2 separate regions of the Homo sapiens genome follow, and region 1 is linked to region 2. Evidence: read pairs that join two places in POLR2A ChIA-PET (ENCODE). Cell type or tissue: GM12878. All regions are shown on one strand. Each heading gives the region's core, and the rest is flanking DNA. Links, peaks and the distances in the headings are about the cores only. Region 1 overlaps APBB2 (amyloid beta precursor protein binding family B member 2). Region 2 has its middle 40 kb from the start of LINC00682.

The links. Peaks named below come from ENCODE experiments on the same cell type or tissue, not always from the same donor. Only the 100,000 strongest peaks of a DNase experiment are listed, where the experiment ranks them.
Region 1: POLR2A ChIA-PET joins it to region 2 with 5 read pairs; 1 of 35 experiments calls an interaction of 5 or more read pairs at or near these places.

Annotation. Positions count from the first base shown.
Region 1 is chr4:41,067,534-41,075,874 of GRCh38, reverse strand. The region is part of intron 3 of APBB2 (amyloid beta precursor protein binding family B member 2); the gene reads left to right. Among named protein-coding and RNA genes, the nearest start is that of APBB2, 140 kb to the left of the region's middle. RefSeq lists an enhancer at 5,546-6,096. In GM12878, for the core only: no CTCF peak of the experiment used is centred there; a DNase peak (open chromatin) is centred at 3,744; H3K27ac peaks cover 1,526 bases.
Region 2 is chr4:41,838,086-41,846,426 of GRCh38, reverse strand. It overlaps the pseudogene HMGB1P28. Among named protein-coding and RNA genes, the nearest start is that of LINC00682, 40 kb to the left of the region's middle. In GM12878, for the core only: no CTCF peak of the experiment used is centred there; a DNase peak (open chromatin) is centred at 6,026.

The sequences.
Region 1 (8,341 bases), core at 112-8,111, 770 kb after region 2:
AGTTTTATTCAGAGATTATTACTCTCACTGTCAAAATGAACTAAGTGATACTGTTTTGTTGGTTTGAGAATATAATAGAAAAAAGGTCAGTTATCTCTAAAGTATACATTCCAAGTCTGACCTCAGACCCAGTTATAAGCGTAACATAATATTTCCACCATTACAAAAAATAATGACCTTCATTGCCTGGAGCCATAATCACAGTTGGGTCAGTTTTTCTTAGATTTCCTATTAGGTTGACTTGAGTTGGGTCCAAGCTGGAAGAAAACATTCTTTTCTAAGAGCCCCTTTATCCAGTGGTCCCAGTTGTGTTCTATAGGGAACTGAGCTTCCTTGAGGCATCTCTGTAGATTCCATGAATAATGTTGGACCCTTGATGTTCTTCTCCATTCCCATGCTCAAATCACCCAGAGTATCTCTTACAAAATGCAGAAAGTTTTATGTGCCAGAAGCTTCCATCATTGAACATGTAAACACCACAGCAGAATCAAGGCCGAGTATTATCTTTCAACTTTTCTCCTTAAATTTCATTAGTACTTCAATTTTAGGAATAACAACTGATTTATTAAAATTATGTTTAATATATTATTAATGTGTATCAAAGATTACTGTAAAATTATTTTTGGGTCTTGTTCAACCATTGTAAAGTCAAAGGGCAATCAATTCAAATTTTAAAGGTTTTGTATCTCCAGAGTTTGAATGAATATAGGGGAATCTGATCTGATTTCTTTTGTTTTTTTGGAGACAGAGTGTCACTCTTGTTGCCCAGGCTGGAGTGCATTGTCACAAACATGACTCATTGCAGCATCGCCCTCCTGGGCTCAAGCAGTCCTCCTGCCTCAGCCCCCCAGGTAGCTGGGACTACAGACACGTGGCCAGATAATTTTTTGTGGAGTCGAGTTTTGCCATGTTTCTCAGGCTTGTGTTGGAATTCCTGGGCTCAGGTGGTCCACTTACCTCGGCCTCCCAAAGTGCTGGGATTACAGGCATGAGCCACCATGCTGGGCCTGATCTAATTTCTAATCTAGAGTTTACAAAAATCCTTTTAAAAAAAACAATAATATGGTGAAACCCCATCTCTACTAAAAATACAAAAAATTAGCCGGGACTGGTGGCGGATGCCTGTAGTCCCAGCTACTCGGGAGGCTGAGGCAGGAGAATGGCGTGAACCCGGGAGGCGGAGCTGGCAGTGAGCCGAGATGGTGCCACTGCACTCCAGCCTGGGCGACAGAGCAAGACTCCATCTCAAAAAAAAAAAAAAAAAAATAATAATAATAATATTTGCCTTCATATGGTAGAATTAATATTTTTCTGTTTCAGACGCCTCATGTTCTTTGTTGATAAATCAATAGATTGAGAGTATGTAGAAGTTCTGAGACGAAATCTTTCTATTTGCAGGTTCCTGTTGTCACTATGATAAAGAGTGCTGGGGCATCTGTTTTGTGCTAAAGCTAACTAGAAGTGTCGCTGCTCTGAGCAACAGGCAGGAAGTACTTCTGTCCTTAAAACCAAAAATAGATGCTCTTTCTCATTATCATAGCTCAAATGATCATCTTTTTTAATGAGATGGGCACATCCCTTGTGGTTTTCACAGATTTAATGACCAGATTATTTAATGCAGAGCTTGGGGAAGAACAGCTCTGGTAAGAAAGATGATGGAAATTTTACTGGAAGCAAAAATAACAACTTTATTCCTTCTTTTTTCTTTCTGCTAATGTTTTCAACCTCTTATTCCTTTGTTTGTTTGTTTAGAGATGGTCTTGCTCTGTCACCCAGGCTGAAGTGCAGTGGCACCATCATAGCTCACTGTAGCCTTGAACTCCTGGGCTCAAGCAATCCTCCTGCCTCAGCCTCCCAAGTAGTTGAGACTACAGGCACGTGTCATCACACCCGACTTGCTAGCATATTGATTGACTGCTTAATTGATGAGATGAGGTCTTGCTACATTGCCCAGGCTGGTCTTGAACTGCTGGCCTCAAGTGATCCTACTACTTTAGCTTCATTGTATCATTGTATTCATTACACACTGTAATGCTGAGATTACAGGTGTGAACCACCTCACTGGGCCTCCTGCTGTTTTTTTCTTTTGTTGTTGTTGTTAATTATTTTTCATGATTCTTAAAGGGATTCACTTGTCTTATTTTAATATATTGGTATGTTTACACATTTCTCACTATATTTTAACTTCCAAGAGACCATTACCACGGAGAAAAAAAATTATTTGTTAAGAGAGTTGGAGGTGTCAGGATTTAGGTATACTGTATGTGGTCTGACTTGCTTTGGACAGCTCTGCCAAGTATTGTGTATTAGTATGTTGGCAGTTGGAAGGTGAAAAATTGCTTCTTTGCTGATTTTAGAAAGTTCTGTTTGTATTTCTGAAAGTAAGGCAAGAAACAAAGAGAATAGAAGAAATTTAAGGGAAATAAGGTAATATATGTGAAGGTGCCTTGTAAACTGCTAAATCACATTACAGCAAGTGTTGAACTTAAAGTGAGAAAATAAGATCCACAAAGATGCTATAAAGAAAAATGGGAGAAAGAGAAAAGAACTTAGATAGGAAGTTGTTAAGAAGAAACAAAATGGGAAAATCATAATGGGGAATTTTTACATTCTAGGTTTTTTTTACTCTGAAAATTCAGGAGTAGTTGTTCTTGCTATATGAGCAGTGAAGTAAAAAATATTTTTTAGCCGAGAAGAATGTTCTGTGGAAATAATTGGGAAAAAGAATCTTATCTGGGGTGGTGAAAGTTGGATAGAAACTACTAGGCACAAGACCTAGTCTAAAAAAAGGTCTAAATAAAGATCTGTGTGTTGTAGGGGGTTATGTACTTAATTAAGGTGTAATTCACATTTGTTACCACTTAATTAAGGTGTAATTCGTATTTGTAGATCTCTTCTGAGCCTTTCCTTTTGTTCTCAATCATACCTTTGCAAGGCAGATATCCTTAGCCCATTTTACAGATGAGGCTTGGAAGGCTAATTGATTTGCCAACAGTCACTTAATGTATGCAATGGTAAAGTCCTCCCTTTCTTCAGGTTCTGAGTTTGTTCCCACATTTCTAGATTGTTCACATCAGGGCAATTGGTTTTGTTGTGTTTCTGGAGATTCTGCTTATTGAATTTCTCCAAAGGAGGTGCTTGTTAAATAACAGTGGTCACTTAGAAATAACACGCTCCGGGCAGGTTTTTTAGGCTTGGCTAAATGACTTCAAATGAGTTCTGCTTAAGGAACACTATTTGAATTCCCTAAGAACCAAGAAATAAACAAAAAAGGCATCACAACAGCCCAAGTATGTGTTCAGAGGCCGTGCCCTGTGCCCTTCAGATCTTATCTGGAGCTTGGTATTTTAAGTTTCGTTCTCTTACACTTCATTATTTTATTTGAATTCCAAAATCATAGCTGACTTGAAGAAGGGAAAGGTTGGTACTATAACAGAAATGAGATGCAACTCTTTAGGACAAAGGAGAGGAGATAGCCAGACTGTGAAAGGCAGACACATATCCCCAAAGCCTAGCCGCCATCTGCCTTTGAGTAGAGGAATAAACAGCCCTCTGTTGCCTCAGAAGCTTCTGAGAACAGCTGTCTTGCCACTGGCCTTTAATGGGCAGGTTAAACCCAGTTACCAGCAGGATACACACAAAGCCAACTTCACACCCTCTCCCTCTATTCGCCATCAATTTATCTCCAACTCAGATCCTGACTCTAGTCGGCCACAGCTCTTGACTTCAGACCTGGCTCTGTAACTTGGATTTCCCCTTGGGCTCTCCAGAGTGTATTTATATCTGTGCTTTCCTTGTTGTGAGAACTTCAGCAGTCTCTTCCTTTTGATTCTCATTGCACCCTGTGCTTTAGTAGTAACTCCCCATCCAGCTCTCTTTGTGGTGGTAGAAACCCAGCTCCTACCCAGTAACTGCTGCCACTCCTTTTCCTTGGAGTTAGTATTCTCATGTTCCAGCAGAGCAAGTAATTTATAGTCATGTTGATGATCCTGTGTCACCAAACAAAGATTAATCATATTCTGGATTCTCTGAAGAAGGCATTACCTTTTAGAAAAAAAAATTAATCCACTATGGTTGAAATTAAACCCATTTTGATACTTAAATGGGTAATCCTTCAGCTGTTTTGAAAATCGTGATCATTCTCAATGTCTTATTCTTTGAGATTTTTTTTAAAAAATTTTAATTGTTTTTTTTGAGACAGAGTCTCGCTCTGTCACCCAGGCTGGAGTGCAGTGGCATGATCTCTGCTCACTGCAACCTCTGCCTCCCGGGTTCAAGCGATTCTCCTGCCCCAGCCTCCCAAGTGGAAGAGATTACAGGTGCCCGCCACCACGCCTGGCTAATTTTTGTATTTTTAGTAGAGATGGGGTTTCGCCATGTTGGCCAGGCTGGTCTCGAGCTCCTGACCTCAGGTAATCTGCCTGCCTTGGCCTCCCAAAGTGCTAGGATTATAGGTGTGAGCCAGCGTGCCCGGCCTATTCCTGGAGATTTTAAAAAGCAGAAATTATATTGTACTATAACTGCAGAATGATGCAGAGAATTATAATTATTGAATTATAGAATATATTATTTTGGAAGAGCATAAGCAACCTTTTAGATAGCTTACATCACCTTTCTATTAAAAATTGTTGCTTTAAGTAAAGCCATTTAAAAATTTTTTGTGTACAAACTTATCTTTTAGGTCAACAGCAGGAAATGCTTAAGCAGAGCTATTACATATCTTAAAATAGTGAAATGAGCATTGTAGAACTAGTGGCTGTTGGCATGAAATGTTTACTTTGGAGAGAATTCTTGGCATTTTTGCCCCACATCAGCATAGTAAGAACTTGTAGGAGAGGAGGGAAGCATTAATGTATTTGTTGAGGATTAATGACTTTGTAGAGCATTTGTGATAGTGAATATATTATGGCTAGTACCGTAAATGCAGTAATTAAAAAGCTGCACACTAAACACTTTGTAGACTGGCAAATATATTCCCTTCCTTTCCTTGATGGCTTGCATTCAAGTGAATAGCGTATATTTATCTTGATCTTAGCGTTCTTAAGAGTAGAAAGAAGTCTCAAAGGTTGATTTCCTTCCCGAGATATTGCTAGTCAGATGGACACAATCAGATTTGATGTTTTCAGGATCAAGTTATTTTTTAACAGTTCAGAAAAATGTCACGTGGTACATACTAATAAAAAAAACTATTCCTCACCTTTGGAAGCTTTATTATTAAAGTTATTTTTAGACAAATATTACCTTGTGCTGCTGCGTAATATAAAATGTGTTCAGGCCAGGCATGGTGGCTCACGCCTGTAGTCCCAGCACTTTGGGAGGCCGAGGCGGGTGGATCGCTTGAGGTCAGGAGCTCAAGACCAACCTGGCCAATGTGGTAAAACCCTGTCTCTACTAAAAATTAGTCGGGTGTGGTGGTGCATGCCTGTAATCCCAGCTACTTGCGTGTCTGAGATACAAGAATCACTTGAACCCAGGAGGCGGAGACTGGAGTGAGCCGAGATCTCACCACCGCACTCCAGTCTGGGCGACAGGAGTGAAACTCTGTCTCAAAAAATAAATAAGTAAAATAAAATAAAATGTGTCCAGTAAGATCATGATACCTCAGGGCTTCTTTTATTATAAAAGAAGTAAAATTGTGAGTAATAGAAATATATATTAGGACTAAAACAGACCTGCAACCAAGGTGAATTTTTAAAATTTTCAAGGAAGCGAGACTTGGTTATCTCATGACTATTTATCTTACTGCCCCAGCAGGTTAAACTGAAGTGGGTTGTGTGAATGAGCATCTGGGAGGAGAGGCACCATGCTGTGAGAGTAATGATGTCCTGTCCTTCACAGGGGAGGATGACAAAGAAGGCAGACAGATGTAAAGTCTGCAATTTCTGTTGCTTTGTGTCCTCAAAATGTTCATACCCATCTATTTTCCCATTTAAGAGGCATCTTGTGTTTCATAATTTCTGAGTCCTCCCACTTAACATGCAGTATTTACTTACAAGTTCATATTTATGAGTTCATAAAGATTTTCTTCTGTGAAAAGTATAAATGCAGCTGAATGTGATTTGCAGCTTTGCTTTGAGTCAGTTAGGGTAGGAAAAGAAGAAATAGACTATTTCTGTTCTCACCATTTAATTGGCCTCCTTACCTCCTAGTTGTGAAAGCTTTTCACTAATGTATTGGTTTATTGATTTATTTCACATTTATTGACTGCTTACTACATCCTATGCCCCGAGGATACAGAGATGAGTGTTCCAGTTAGTAGGCATCTGATGCCTTTGAAACCATCTCTGTCCTGACTGACTTCAGTGCAGATAGCATTGGTTCTAAAATCCTTTCAAGTTCCAGAAATGGCCTGGATCTTGTTCCTGTTAACAGAATAGACAAACCGCAGAGCAGTCTTAGAGTTTTTGAGATCACAAAGGCTGTCTGGGGAACATAAAAGCTGCTTTTCCAGGTGTTTTCCATCGCATCGGGTTTCTAATGAATCTTGCTCCTTTGGCATTACTGGGATACTTTCCAAGTATAAAGTCACTCCACTCCATTTCTGAATTGGCTAAAACCCTAGATGGAAAAGCGTTCAGGAGATCACAGTGGGATGGCATAACTACTGTTTTAAGAGGCAGCTAGGAAGTCTCAGTGGCAGGTGCCACTGCCAACCCATTCTCCCTTCCTTCTTGCCTTTACTCTCAAATGTCTGCCTCTTTTTCATTTTCAGTAGTTTATCCATGGTAGGAAGGACCTTTGAATTGGAGCAATTCAAGAAGCTTTCTAAGATGGTGGGTAGGGCCAGGCATGGTGGCTCACGCCTGTAATCCCAGCACTTTGGGAGGCCGAGGCGGGCAGATCACAAGGTCAAGAGATCGAGACCATCCTGGCCAACATGGTGAAACCCCATCTCTACTAAAAATACAAAAAATAGCTGGGCATGGTGGCATGTGCCTGTAATCCCAGCTACTCAGGAGACTGAGGCAGCAGAATTACTTGAACCAGGAAGTCGGAGGTTGCAGTAAGCTGAGATCACGCCACTGCACTCCAGCCTGGCAACAGAGCGAGACTCCATCTCAAAAAAAAAAAAAAAAAAAAAAAAAAGATGGTTGGTAATAGTTTTGCTTAATTAAACTACACGTACACCTTTGGAAATGTTGACACCCAAAGCCTGAGATCATTTTAAGAAAAGACATCTTCCAGATCTTTTGCTTATAATAGTATTTTTTGATACTCTGAAGTTCTACTCTTAGGGGTAAAACTTATAAATGCTCTTTTCTATCTTGGTACAAACTGCCTTGTTTGTTTGTTTACCTTAAAACAGACTTAGACTACTTTAATTTGGGGGGATTGCTTGCCAGAAACCAAGAATTTCAAGATCCATGTCCTCAGACCATTTACCTGTCATCTCATTCTCAACAAAGAGACGTTGCCAACTATTTTCTAGAAACATTGATGCAATTTGGTCTATTGCCTCCAAATCCCAATACTATTCATTATGAACTTACTATAGCCAGATTTATCTTTCCTGTAGCCCCCACTTACCCAGTTTCATTTCTGTGATTGCAGTTTCCCATAGTACAGTACACTAAGATAGTTATGAGAAATAGAGACCACATTCACTTGCTCTATTTTATTATTGGGTATCATTGTTAATCTCTTACTGTGCCTAATTTAGAAATTAAACTTTATCATCGGTACATATGTATAGGAAAAAACATAGTATAGGTAGATAGGGCTTGGTTCTATCCATGATTTCAGGCATCCACTGGGGATCCTGGAATGCATCCCCCATGGACAAAGGGGAGCTACTGTACTTTCCTTCTAATATCCGAGGATTGTGGACTCCCCTCTTCTTCGAGGTCAGTCCCTTCATCTGTACTCCTGACCCTTTGGCCCACCTCTTTTGAGATCTCAGGCCATCTTTACCTCTTCCCCCTTAGACTTTCAGCCTCTCCCCCTGAACTGAGTCCTTCAGCCTGTAGCCATGCGCTGTGAGCACTTAGTCTCTTCCAGCAGCCACGCATTCCCTTTCCTGGGCTCTTCCACTTGCTCTGTTTATTCTGTTATCTCTGCCTCCACCACTTCACTAAAACAGCTCTCCATCAAGGTGGACAGTGACTTCTTAAATGTCAAATCCAAAGGTATACTTTTCATTTTTTATCTTTATTCATCTCTTTCTATCCCGTGGTACCTCTCTACCATTCTTCCTGGGTCTTCTTCAAAAGATGGTTTTCCTCTGCACATTCTGTTATGTGTGTTCTCCAGGATTCTGCACTGATCCTGTAATGTTCTCCTTCTGTCTATGTTCCTGCAGTGACGTCACTCACTGACACAATCTCTGCTCCTTTCTATGTTG
Region 2 (8,341 bases), core at 276-8,275:
GGTCTTGAACTCCTGACCTCAGGTGATCTGCCCCCCTCAGCCTCCCAAAGTGCTGGGATTACAGGTGTGAACCACCGCTCCCTGCCGAATTCTACCATTTTCAAATTGCATTTGCTTCATGTATTAGTCTGTTCTGGAACTGCTATAAAGAAATACATAAACAGGGTAATTTATTTAAAAAGAGGTTTAATTCGTGTGTGGTTTTGCAGGTTCTACAGGAAGCATGCCTGGGGAGGCCTCAGGGAACTTGACAATCATGGCAGAAAGTGAAGGGGAAGCAGGCACTTCTCATATGGCCAGAGCAGGAGGAAGAGAAGGAAGGGGGAGGTGCTACACACTTTTAAACAACCAGATGTCATGAGAACTCACTATCATGAGAACAGCAAGGGGGAAATCCGCCCCCATGATCCAATCACCTCCCACCAAGCCCCTCTTGGTGGGCGGGGACACAACTCCAAACCACATCACTTCATTATTATGATATTCATTTGTGGTTTCTCCTCTTAAGTAACATTTCTACTTTTCTAGTTCAGTTAAAACTGCTAAACACAATTCTTATTTTTTATTTTATTTTATTTTTGAGACAGGGTCTCAGTCACACAGGCTGGAGTAAAATGGCTCAGTCATGGCTCACTGCAGCATCATCCTCCTGGGCTCAATCAATCTTACTGCCTCAGCATCCTGAGTTGCTGGGATTACAGGCACATGCCACTATACCCAATTAATTTTTTATTTTTTGTAGAGATCGGGTTTCGCCATGTTGCCCAGGCTGGTCTCAAACTCCTGGGCTCAAGTGATCTGCCAGCCTCAGCCTGACAAAGTGCTGGGGTTGCAGACGTGAGCCACTGTGCCCGGCCCTGCAAAACATAATTCTTAACCTATTAAACTGGGGCACAATCTAAATTGCACTGTTTCAATATGCCTCCAGCAAACAATCATGTGAAGAAGGCTGCAGATGCCCCTGCCCTTTCCTTGGGAGAGCCTTTTGGACACATGAATCTCTGACAGAGGGACTGAATGCAAAAATGTCAATCCACACATTTTTCAGGTTACTCAAGTTAGATTTTTGACTTTTAAGCCTAAAAGTGTAAACACAAGTAGAAGTTCTAATATTTTCTTACTGAATATCCAAAAGATCACTGGGGAACCTCACCTCACTTTAGTCTGCACGTGATGTAGACTGTTTCATTCATTCTCTTGCAACATCCTGGCTGTGGAAGTTGTTGACTATTTTTCTGAAGATCTCTGGCATGATCTGAATCTTCTTCAGATCTACCAGATCTTCCTCATGGGAAAGAGAATGTTATGTTCTGTAACATGACGTTTGTAATTGAAACCTTAGCAATGGAGGCAGGAGAAAATTGAGCAGCTGGTTTAAGGCCTGACCTTGGAGGCTGGTGAGCACAATGGGGAAGACACAGGTTTGGGGCATCAATCAGACCATGATCCAAGTCCTGGCTCTCCTGCCTACACATTGTGAGAACTTCTGGTAAGTTAAGCAATCTGAACTTCGACTTCCCCATCTGAAAAAGGTGGTAATACCTATGGCGTTAGTTAGGATAAAATTAGGTTGCTGTTAAAAGAGAGAGAAAGAGAAAGAGACCTCAAAATAGAGTGACATAAAAAGATACAGTTTTAGTTCTCTTTCATGTAAAAGTTAGGTAGGTGGTCCAGGGCTAGTATAGTGGTTCCACGGTGTCAGGAACCTAGCTTCTATGTTGTTTTTTATTCATCCTCTGCACTACTTGGCTTCCCTCTCATGTTAAAATGGCAGTTTCAGTTACTGCCATGATGTCTGATTCCAGACAGAGGGAAGAAGGAAAGGGAAAAGAAAAGACACACTGCTTTTCCTTTAAGGGCATGGCTTGGAAGTATTCAAATCCACCTTAGCTACATGGCCACACCTAACTGCAAAGGAGCATGGGAAATGTAGTATTTACTGGTAGTGTGTGTCTAGTTCTAGGTTTCTGTTACTAAAGCAAGACAGGGAGAATGGTTATTGGGGCACAACTGGTGGTCTCTGGAACACCTCCCTCTCAGGATAGTTGTAGGGATTAAATGGCACCATTTAGCATAGAACTGGGCCCATGGCTAAACAACAAACCTAAAGATCACCATGGTTATCATCATTAATCTCTGAGTCTTTTGTTTTCTCCTAAGCAAAGTGAATATTGATTGATTATTCCATTCTGTAAACAGGCATTGAGTAGTCTTGTGGCAGGAATCTTGTGGAAGGAATGTCCTGTCTATGCTAACACAGTGAATGGGTTCTGGAAAGTGTATACATTATTGTTCAATTGCAGGGGATAATTCTTATTACTTTCATGTTGGGATCTTCTGAGGGCCTTGTATCACAACTAAAAAAAAGGACGAGAGCCATTGCAGTACATTGAGCTCCATAAAGACAGCGTTGGGGAAAATGAGAACTGGATGGGCACTGGGGACTCTGTGCTTTGCTGAGGAAAAATAAATAAACATGGGCCAAACAGATGCTAAGAAGCCGAGAGTAAAAATGTCATAATATTCCCTCCCTGTGCAAACTTGTTGAGAGGAGCCCAAGATGAAGCACACAGATGCTTCAGTCAGCTTCTCAGAATATTCTAAGACATGCTCAGAGAGGTGAAATAACACGTCTGCTAAAAAGAAAGGAAAAGTTGAAGACACGGCAAAAGCAGGCAAGGCCATTATGAAAGAGAAATGAAAGCCTATATCCATCCATCTTCCTGAAAGAACATAAGCTCATTCTTTTTTATGGCTGCATAGTATTCCATGGTGTATATGTACCACCTTTTCTTTATCCACTCTACCATTGATGGACATTTAGGTTGATTTCATGTCTTTGCTATTGTGAAGAGTGCCTTGATGAACACAAATGTGCACGTGTCTTTATGATAGAATGATTTATATTCCTTTGGGTATATACTCAGTGATGAGATTGCTGGGTCAAATGGTGTTTCCGTTTTAGGTCTTTGAGGAATCATCACACTGCTTTCCACAATGGTTGAATGAATTTACACTTCCACCAACAGTGTGCAAGCATTCCTTTTTCTCTGTGACCTTGCCAGCAACTATTATTTTTTTACTTTTTTCTTTTTTTTTGAGACAGAGTCTCTCTCTTGTCACCCAGGCTGGAGTGCAGTTGGCTTGATCTTGGCTCACTGCAACCTTCACCTCCCAGGTTCAAGCCATTCTCCTGCCTCAGCCTCTGGAGTAGCTGGGATTACAGGCGCCCACTACCATGCCCAGTTAATTTTTATATTTTTAGTAGAGACACAGTTTCACAATGTTGGCCAGGCCAGTCTCAAACCCCTGACCTCAAATGATCTGCCCACCTCGGCCTCCCAAAGTGCTGGGATTACAGGCGTGAGCCACCATGTCCAGCCTATTTTTCGACTTTTTATTAATAGCTATTCCGACTGTTGTGAGATAGTATCTCACTGTGGTTTTAATATGCATTTCTCTAATGATCAGTGATGTTGAGATTTTAATTCATACAACAAATACCCACGACACAGGTTCACCTATATAACAAACCTGCATGTGTATCCCTGGACTTAAAAGTTTTTTTAAAAAAAAGAAAAAAAAACTTATTATAAACCAAAAAGCAAACAAACAGAAAAAAAAAGAAAGAAAAAAATAAGAAAACCTATATACCTCCTAAAGGAAGACAAAAAAGAAGTTCAAGGATCCCAGTGCCCCCAAGAGGCCTCATTTGGCTTTTTTCTTGTCCTGTTCTGAGTATTGCCCAAAAAATAAAGGAGAACATCCCAGCCTATACACTGTGATGTTGTGAAGAAACTGGGAGAGATGTGGAATAACACTGCTGCAGATGACAAGGAGCCTTATGAAAAGAAGGCTGTGTGGCTGGGTGCAGTAGCTCATACCTGTAATCCCAGCATTTTGGGAGGCTGAGGCGGGTGGCCAACATGGTGAAACCCCGTCTCTGCTAAAAATACAAAAATTAGCCAGGCGTGGTGGCAGGTGCCTATAATCCCAGCTACTTGGGAGGCTGAGGCAGGAGAGTTGCTTGAACCTGGGAGGTGGAGGTTGCAGTGAGCCAAGATCGCGCCACTGCACTTCAGCCTGGGCGATACAGCAAGACTCAGTCTCAAAAAAAAAAAAAAAAAAAAAAAAAGAAAGAAAGAAAAGAAGGCTGTGAAGCTGAATGAAGGAAAAATAGGAAAGGGTATTTCTGCGTGTTGAGCTATAGGAAAGCCTGATGCAGCAAAAAAGGGAGCCATCAAGGCTGAACAAAGCAAGGAAAAGAAGGAAGAGGAGGAAGATGAAGAGGATGAGGAGGAGGAAGAAAATGAGGAGGTAAAGATGAAGAAGAAAACAATGGTGACTAAGTTGGTTCTAGTGCAGTTTCTTTTCTTGTCTATAAAGCGTTTAATCCCCCTGTACACAACTCACACCTTTTAAAGAAAAAAAAAATAGAAAAGTAAGGCTGTGTAAGATTTGTTTTTAAACTGTACAGTGTATTTTTTTTGTATAGTTAACACACTACTAAATGTGTCTTTAGATAGTCCTGACCTGGTGGCATTTTCAGTATCCACTAACCTTTCCCGGTACAGTATGGGGGTTGTAAATTGCCATGGAAATTTAGAGTAAGTTCTTGTTGGTCCACAGCACAAATTAGTTATATATGGGGATGGTTGTTTTTTTCATCTTCAGCTGTCTCTGACGCAGCTTGTGGAAAACCATTTTTGTTCTGTTAATTGAATACCATTTTGTAATTGAAAAAACAGTTGCAGCTCCTTTGTTGACCTTCTCAATGCTTCTAAGTAAATAAAGTTTTTTATTAAAAAAATTAAAAAAGACAAAAAGAAAAGTTCAACTATTTTTATCATGAACGTAAAAAATTAAAATACCAGGAAAACAGACTGATGGGTAGATCTCCTTGAAGGACCGGGGATGAGAAGGAATACAGCAAAATGGGAAGTACCTGGACCGGGGAGGCAGACAGACCTAGTGTATTAGTCAGCTTATGCTGTAATAACTCTCAAAGTCAATGGTTTACAACAATACTTCTTACTCCCAGATCTGTGGGTTGGCTGTAGCTTTGCTTGGCTCTGCAAGCACTTTTCACCTCTTCACTTTTGCTGCACAGATCTTCATTCTGGTACCTCTGTCTAGGGCACATTCTTGCCGCTGATGGTGGGAGCCCACGAAGTCAAGCAATATCATGTCAGTGCATTTAGAGCCTGTATTTGGATGTTACCTGTAGCATACCCACTAACATTCCATTGACTAAAGCAAATTATATGTATTATTCGTTCACAAGTATTTATTCCTTTCTCACCCTTGCAGTGCTTACCTGTAAGATGGAAGTATTTTCATCTTTCTTTTACAGGTAAAAGAAAAGAGAAGTTCTACTATTTTTACCATGAATATGAAAAATTAAAATACCAGGAAAACAGACGGATGGGTAGAACTCCTTGAAGGGCTGGAGATGAGAGGCAATACAGCAAAACGGAAAGTACCTGGACAGGGGAGGCAGATAGACCTTGTGTATAGGTCAGCTTATGCTGTAATAACTCTCAAAGTCAGTGGAAGTTTTTTTCCATCTTACAGGTAAGCATTGCAAGGGTGGGAAAAGAATAAATATTAATATTTGTGAACAAGTAATACATATAATTTTCTTTAGTCAATGGAATCTTAGTGGGTATGCTACAGGTAACATCCAAATACAGACTGAAACATCCATTACAGTCTACACTACAGTTTGGATGCCTAACTACCTATGTGACCATAGGCAAGGTGCTTAGCCTTTCTGTGACTCATTTATAAATATGAGTCACGTAACCCACACAGTTGCATTTATTAAGTGAGATAATCCCTATAAAGCAGTTTTCCAATGGCATGTCACAGATAGATTATCTATGTGTTGTGATAGTATATTTCTCGGCCCACAGAGTAACTGGGTGAGGCTTGGGGCTTTCCAGACCCTCAGCCAGTGGCCTCCTGCCACAAGCAGCCTTGGTTGTGTACTGGGTGCACAAATAGTATCATTTCCTGTGTGCACGATGTGAAAAATGTGAGCAAGAACTGGAAAGTAAAGCACCTAGATGGTGCCTCACACTTAGTACGTTTTAAACCAGAAGCAACTGTCATGACTGATAGATGGAGCAGCAATGGGGAAAGCAGTTTTGATGGCAATGAGGCCACTGACAGAAGACAATTTCCCTTCCCAGCAGCTTCAAGAAAACTCCACTTGATTCTTGGCTGTTTTGCTCTCTGTGACCCTATAGGGGTCATGACCCCCTCCTCTGCAATTTGAGCAATCCCGGGGAAAGAGGATGCAGAGGACAATGTCCAGAGCCCCAGCTCTGGGTGACCAGAGTTGAAAGTTGAATCTAAAAATATGTCTTGCTATAGAACACCAATTGTGGAGCTTATTACAAATCTGCCGAAAAAGGAATTCCTGGAATTGTGCTCGTCTGTCATTTGCTGGAAGACACAGCACCATTCTTGATCTGGCACGTGGTTGAGGCTGACTTGGAGAAGTTGGAGCCTCTCACTGCCTCTCAGGCAGCCTGAGAACGTGAAGCCAGTGCTTTGGGACTTTCTCCATTGTTTTTTATTTTTATTTTTTTGAGACGGAATCTCACTCTGTCACCCGGGCTGGAGTGCAGTGGCCTGATCTCGGCTCACTGCAAACTCTGCCTCCTGGGCTCAAACAATTCTCCTGCCTCAGCCTCCCAAGTAGCTGGGATTACAGGTGCATGCCACCACGCCCAGCTAATTTTTGTATTTTTAGTAGAGACGGGGTTTCACCATGTTGACCAGGCTGGTCTCGAACTCCTGGCCTCAGGTGATCTGCCTGCCTCAGCCTCCCAAAATTCTGGGATTACAGGTGTGAGCCACTGTGCCCAGCCTTCTCCATTGCAATCTATGCTGGCTGCTGAAATAATCTTCTCTCACTACTACAGAGATGAATATTATTGTATAAACCAAAAACCTAGTGCAATAGCCCAAGACATTTGACAATGTTGCTAGTCTGTTGGCTAATTATACTGCTAGACAAAGCATATTTCCATGGCACACAGAGATATTTTCCTATTATTTTTCTCTTATGTTTTCCTACCATCCAGGTATAGTCAGGGTCTGGTATCCAAAAATATATATAACAGTTAAGATGAACATGGAGAACTGAAGTTTTTAAACTAAAAAAGTTGGATTCAATTTTCATCTTATTTTGGAAACTGCTTTAACTTAAATGATTTCCAAGCCATGACCATTTGGTTGGCATGGATTTAGCATTCTTGTATTCATTACTTTGATAGACATGTATTGAAAGCGTTTTATGTGTGAGATCCTTGAGATGCAATGATAAATAGGGCATTATCTCTGGCCTCAGGGAGCTACGTAGCAGAAGTTGAGTGTTTAACTAAAGACACGTTATTCTGAAATTTTACAACAACCATTCCTCTTCTAATACCTTGCACTGAGTAGAAATAAACTGCATAAAAATTCTCTGGTAATTAAACAGTACACATTTTTAAAGTGTTGTTCACTCAGTAAATCCCCTTCTCCAAATCATGTGTCATAATGAGAATCTCCTATTATTTTTCTGTGGAGGAGGAAAAAACACTTGGTCAGCAATGTTGTTAAGGGAACAGGGACATGGACATTCTCATATACTGCTGATAGGGCTGATAGGGACCTAAATTGGTTCAGGCTTTCAGGAATGGCAATCTGGCAATATGTAAATGCCCTTCAATGAAAGAATTCCTTAAATAAATTATGGAATCTCTGTGTAAGGGAATACTGTGTGCATCATTAAAAAGTGATGCTCCAGATAAATAATAAAATGGAATATGTTGCTGAGTGAGAAAAATACAAAACGGTAGATACACACTGATTCCGATTGTGTGTTTGTATGTGTACATGTGTGAAGTACCTTTTTTTTTTTTTTTTTTTTGTGACGGAGTCTTGCTCTGTCGCCTAGGCTGGAGTGCAGTGGTGCAATCTCAGCTCACTGCAAGCTCCGCCTCCTGGGTTTTAAGCAATTCTCTCTGCCTCAGCATCCTGAGTAGGTGGGATTACAGGCACCTGCCACCATGCCTAGCTAATTTTCGTCTTTTTAGTAGAGACGGGGTTAGGCTGGTCTTGAACTCCTGATCTCAGGTGATCCACCCGCCTTGGCCTCCCAAAGTGCTGAGATTACAGGTGTGAGCCACCACGCCCGACTTTTATGTATCTTTTATGCATAGAAAAAACTTGGAAAAAGATAATCCTGGCTGGGCGTGGTGGCTCATGCCTGTAATTCCAGCACTTTAGGAAGTCTAGATGGGAGGACTTCTTGTGCCCAGGAGTTTGAGACCAGCTTGGGCAATAT